Linked DNA regions of Homo sapiens: region 1 is linked to region 2. The links are chromatin loops, found by intact Hi-C in ENCODE. Cell type or tissue: MCF 10A. All regions are shown on one strand. Each heading gives the region's core, and the rest is flanking DNA. Links, peaks and the distances in the headings are about the cores only. Region 1 overlaps RYR2 (ryanodine receptor 2). Region 2 has its middle 99 kb from the start of MT1HL1.

The links. Hi-C counts contacts between places; a loop is a spot of excess contacts. Peaks named below come from ENCODE experiments on the same cell type or tissue, not always from the same donor. Only the 100,000 strongest peaks of a DNase experiment are listed, where the experiment ranks them.
Region 1: it touches region 2 in a loop (2.7-fold over the local background); 1 of 110 quality-filtered maps calls a loop at or near these places.

What each region holds. Positions count from the first base shown.
Region 1 is chr1:237,560,699-237,563,626 of GRCh38, forward strand. The region is part of intron 27 of RYR2 (ryanodine receptor 2); the gene reads left to right. Among named protein-coding and RNA genes, the nearest start is that of MIR4428, 91 kb to the left of the region's middle. In MCF 10A, for the core only: a CTCF peak has its summit at 1,719 (motif pointing left); a DNase peak (open chromatin) is centred at 1,743.
Region 2 is chr1:236,904,034-236,906,961 of GRCh38, forward strand. No RefSeq gene overlaps it. Among named protein-coding and RNA genes, the nearest start is that of MT1HL1, 99 kb to the right of the region's middle. In MCF 10A, for the core only: no CTCF peak of the experiment used is centred there; a DNase peak (open chromatin) is centred at 1,268.

The sequences.
Region 1 (2,928 bases), core at 232-2,731, 660 kb after region 2:
TGCATAGTTTTTTGCCAGTGTTCTCATTAATTCTGTGGAGAAGAGGATTTTTGGAGATTCTTTCTCTACCATTTCTACTGATGTCACTCAGCAATAAAGATTAAAAATTGCTGTTTTGTGGGATGGAACAGAGAGCAGACTGCAAACAGATAAAAACATTGTGGAGAAACATTGATGGTCCCGTTGAGGTTAGAGACTCTGAGTTAGTGGTGCCAATCTGTTCGGTGCATGTGTTTTCTGGCGAACTCAGCAGAGCAGGTATAGATGTTGAGAGTGAAGGTAGTGAAATTGGACAGTAATTGGGGTTAAGAGAGCAAGTAGGGGAAAAGCTAATAAGGGCAAGAAAGTATGGAAAGTTATATAGGGAAGGGAAGAATGAAGGAATCTAATGAGTTTGAAGAGTGAGTGTATAAGAAAATGAGAAAACAGGGAGAAAAAATGGTGATCACACAATCTCTGTATTTTAAGAATTTAGAGATAGAGCCACTGACAGTTGTTTGACAAGGTTTGATTTTACCGAAGTTATGTGAACAGTGAGCAATGAGAATAGAGTGGCATATTCTACAGTAGAAGCTGAGATTATGTTTAGTGTTTACTATGTGCCAGGATATAACAGCATGCTTCATAGTAGGGATGCAAGTGATCTGTATGGAAAAGACATAAGAAGAAAGATTAATTTTCCAATGGGAGGAATCAGTAAAGGGAGAAATATCTTCAGAGTTAGATGTTGAAAGGATCAGGAATCAGTAAAGGGAGAAAATGTCTTCAGAATTAGATGTTGAAAGGATCAAAATTTCAACAAGTAGAGATTAGTGTCAGAAAGGCCATCGCTACTAGAAAGAAAGTACATCTGATGTGATTAAGTGTAGAAAGAGTTGAGGAAGGGTAGATGGTCCACTTAGGATAAAATATAGGGTACAGATGGGCAGAGAGAACAGACATAGATGAAGGTAGAAAGATTAGGGCAAAATATGGAATATCTTGCAAACTCAGCTAAGAAATGTGGATAAATTTGTATAAGGAGTACCAGCCCCAGGAAGTTTTAAAGCAAGAGCTTGATGTGTGATCACAGTTTACAATAGCAATATAACTACGGCAACAGTGGGAAGGGACAGATTGGAGGGGGCAGTGCTTGGAGGTAGACCAGTTGGGAGGCTTTAGAAAAATTGTTTTTTTGAACAAGGATGGTGGGAATAAAAATTAAAAGATAGATGTTGAGAGATTTTATAGCATAAAGCAAAATCAGTCTGATTATCACTAAGAGGAGATTCAAAACATTCATTTATAATAGTCTATACTGCTGTTGCTGACATTTAAAAAAAAGTCAAGGGCATAAAAAGTTTAATAAAATTGAATCAAGCCTTATGTAATTAATCAGAATTATAATTTATTTTCTCTTAGGAGAATGCTTACATATTCCAGATAAAACATGAACTCTGTATTTGAGTTGTAGTATCTTTGGAGTACTGTTGTCAATAATATTTTAAAGCATTTGAAAATGGAATTTATTCTTATTTACTACAAGGTTTAATCAAGATTTGAATTGTTTTATCCAAAATAATACCAGAAGGTTGAAAGGATGGCTGATTAATACCAATAATTTTAAAAAGTATTATCATTAGACCTAAAAGATTCTAGATATGTATAAAATTTTAGCTTTTCCTTATAGCTTCTTGTAACTTAAGATTTTAATGTATAGTTAGATCTTGACTGCCCTCTAGTGGCATATATTTTCTTAGCTATATTGTTTGGAGAGCAGAGTGTATGGTTACTTTAGGCCTTTTTAGGCCCTAGTTAGGTGATTGGTGGTGTGTCATGCCTGGGAGGTACGGGGAGCACAGTCTTTGCTCAGTCCTTGGCCTTAATCTTGAGGTAGTTCATTAATAATATAATTCCTGAATTGTTTCTGCTTTGAATACCAACAGACTTGATAATGTATGACAGGAATATGTCTCCCAACTATTCATTTTTAAATGTCCATTATTATTATATTCATTATAACAGTATAAAAATCACTTATATAACATACTTACATGAGTTATAATTGCCTATCAAACACATAAATATATCGTGTTTAAAATCGAGCAAAGCATAAGGATGTTCGGGGGAGAGTTCTGTGCCTTTGACAGGATGCTACCCATTAGCTATTTGTCTGGGCTGCTATATCCGGAGCCCGGAAGAGTCTTCGTTTCTAGATACAGTTTGGCAGGTATATATGGAGCACTTACTTTGTGGCTCAGGTGCTTGATACTACAAGGTATGCAAAATAAGTTTGTTACGGATTGCTTGGATCTTTTTAAAAAACTCCTACAAACCCAGATTTCACTTTGTATTAGTATTTTAGCAAGAGGTATAATGTTGAACTGTTGCTTCTTTAAAACGTAGTTGCAAACTACCCTAAACTAACTTAATAAATATATACTATGGGGCAGGGCACAGTGGCTCACACCTGTAATCCCAGCACTTTGGGAGGCTGAGGCTGGTGGATCACCTGAGGCTCGAAGTTCGAGACCAGCGTGACAATGGTGAAACCCCGTCTCTACTGAAAATACAAAAAAATTAGCTGGGCTTGGATGGTGGCACATGCCTGTAACCCCAGCTACTCAGGAAGCCGAGGCAGGGGAATTGCTTGAACCCAGGAGGCGGAAGTTGCAATGAGCTGAGATGGTGCCATCGCACTCCAGCCTGGGCAACAAGAGCAAAACTCCATCTCAAAAAAAAAAAAACACAAACAAATAGGAAAATCCACAGAGATTAAAAAAGAAAAAGAAGAGTCCTTTTTTTTTTGTGAAGTCCCTTGCATGATAGTATCTGTGAACCACATGTTTGTTTCAAATTCAGGTTAAGTATCATCAATGAGCATAAGAATAGCATAGCATTAGGGCCAGGAAGAAGAATATTAGGACTCAGAAACTCTGCATTGTTTCT
Region 2 (2,928 bases), core at 327-2,826:
AAATTTGAAGGATTCCAGGGGAAAACATTTTAGTGTTAAAGTACTTGATTATTTTTAAGATAATGCAGCTCTTTTCAGAAAAGGTAGCAGTTAGCTCCAAGAGATATTTCAATGGCTCATATAAAGCCTTCCAGTCACCATCAGATATTTCCTTACATTGCTATGGGCAAGTACTAACATCCAGTTTAAAACCATTGGGAATGCTGAAGTACAGCAAATTGAGGTGACAGCTTGGTCCCCAGCAGAGCCAGGACTGCTTCCTGGTCTGCAGGAGCCCATTTCTCTCCACTGGGCCTTCAAATTAAATCTTGAGGCTGGGTGCCGTGGCTCATGCCTGTAATCCCAGCACTTTGGGAGGCCAAGGTGGGCGGATCACCTGAGGTCGGGAGTTTGAGACCAGCCTGACCAACATGGAGAAACCCCGTCTCTACTAAAAATACAAAATTAGCAGGGCGTGGCAGTGCATGCCTGTAATCCCAGCTACTCAGGCTGAGGCAGGAGAATCGCTTGAACCCGGGAGGTGGAGGTTGTGGTGAGCCGAAATCGTGCCATTGCACTCGAACCTGGGCAATGAGCGAAACTCTGTCTCAAATAAATAAATAAATAAGTCTTGAATAAAGTTAGGGATCAAATATCAATCAGTGGACGTATTACCGCCCCCCCCCCAACCAAAATAAATTGGTGAGTTACAAGGAAGTGGACACATCCATGAATGTTTTTTAGTCCTGTTTGGCATAGAAATGAGTTTGTTCTCTTTTGCAGTTAGAAACATTGTCAATCAGCTGAAAATAATTCAGAAACCTAGTTATGCTTTACACTCCAATTGTGCATTATTACCCAACAGATCAGATAAAAATCAAGAGAAAGACCCTGTGAAATTTCTCCATTTGTTAAAATTAACCATCAACTGGGAAAAATAGAAAAAAACAAACCTTTTCCTAAAAGAGACAGGGAGGCATGGTACCCATTCTATTTGCTAAGGCACTCAAGGAGGAAAGATCATCATATGCAGTAGATAATGTCAGAACCAAAAATCTAGCAATTCTGCCAGGCACATAGTAGGAACTTAAATATTTGTTGAACAGACGCCAAGATGCCAGCTAGTGCCCTCCAGAGATTTTCCAGGCAAGTTCAGAGATGTGCTGCCACTGTCCAATGCAAGGGAACAGACAACTGCACAGAAGCAAATCTGGTCCATCCATCAGCGGCCTTTCAAAACCTACAATCCAGTGATCGCTGATACTCATAATGATGACTCATAAGTGTTGCAATATTCCTGCAGTACCTTCTGAATCATCAAAGACTCATCAAAATTCAGTGTCACTTCAGTACTAAGTACACTTTACCATGTGAATCACTGTATTTGAAGGTTGACCACCCAAGTTTGATAAATGTGACCCCTGTCCTTTAACTGGAATATAGATTAAGCAACATTTTTCCTTCTCCCAACTATGCCAGATAGCAGAGCATCTGCTGCTGCTATAACCCTGTGTCGAAAGAGCCAAGCCTGACTTTATTTAAGCTATAGAGAGGGGTGCTGAAGTGAAGAAGATGGTTTATCATGGTGAATGGAAAAGATGCTACAGAACAAGAGAGTGTGTCCTGACAAGGAGGTCAGCTCAAACCCTGGAAGCTGAAGGGGCTGGTGTGAGGCAGAGTTGAGTCATTTAATACCATTGGCATTGAAGGGGAAGGAAGGCGCTAATTTTGGATGGTTTGTATCAGATTAGCAGGAGCATCTGACTTAAGAAAACAGAGTAATTATTGGGTTTTGTCAAGTGAAAAGTGCGGTTTGGCTTTGGATGCCACCTTTGAAATTTTACTTGAAAAGTGAGGAGGGTTGAAGAGAACGGGAAAGTTGAGAACTCTGGAAGGTGGGAAGAGAGAATTTTCTAAAGGTTTTGTAATATAAGTAGCAAACATTTGTGGATATATATTTGGAGATGAGAGAGAGGAAACAGTAATGAGGACATGACTGCCCCCAAAATGGGGAGAGATGGAAAGGACTTTACCCAACCATTTTCCTACCAACATTAAAGGGATAAAACATGCCTTCTGTAGGGAAATGGATGTCCCATTCCATCCAGAGGGATGGGTGTGCTTTTTTTTCTTTCTTTTTTTCTTTTTTTTTTTTTTTTTTTGAGATGGAGTCTTGCTCTGTCGCCCAGGCTAGGGTGCAGTGGTGCAATCTTGGCTCACTGCAACCTTGGCCTCCTGGGTTCAAGCAATTCTCCTGCCTCAGCCTCCTGAGTAGCTGAGGTTACAGGCACCCACCACCACGCTGGCTAATTTTTGTGTTTTTAGTAGAGACAGGGTTTCACCATGTTGATCAGGCTGGTCTCAAACTCCTGACCTCAAGTGATCCATCCACCTCGGCCTCCAAAATTGTGGGATTACAGGTGTGAGCCACTGTGCCCGGCCAAAGTCTGTTATTTTGTAGAGTTGATTGGTATTTGGTTATCAAGGCTGTGCTAAGATTTGCAGCGATAGAGGAATAAACATTTATGTCTGCCTTTTAAGCTTCTCTTCCAATGAGCTCAAATAGTGGTTATGATATTAGAGAGAGGAAATGCTGGCTGGACAAATTTCCTCTACTTTTGCTTTAGCTAAGATCCCCAAGAGGTGAAATATTTGCTGTAATATGGCATTTGTGCATTCATTCATATTATCTGTTCATTCATCAAATATGTATTGGGCTAGATCCTGTGCCAGGGCTGGACATACAATGCTAAGAAAGTAAAATTCCCCGCCCTCATGGAGAATAACATTCTTCACAGAGTTTGTGGGGAACAGACTCCCTCCAGTACCTTGTGTTTCTCAAGTCTTAAACTCATCCTCTGCTCTGGATTTAAAAGCAAAAGTGGCATCTCCGGGTCTCTCATGTAATATTTGGAGGAACATTACACTTCCCATGTATATTTCATGCCT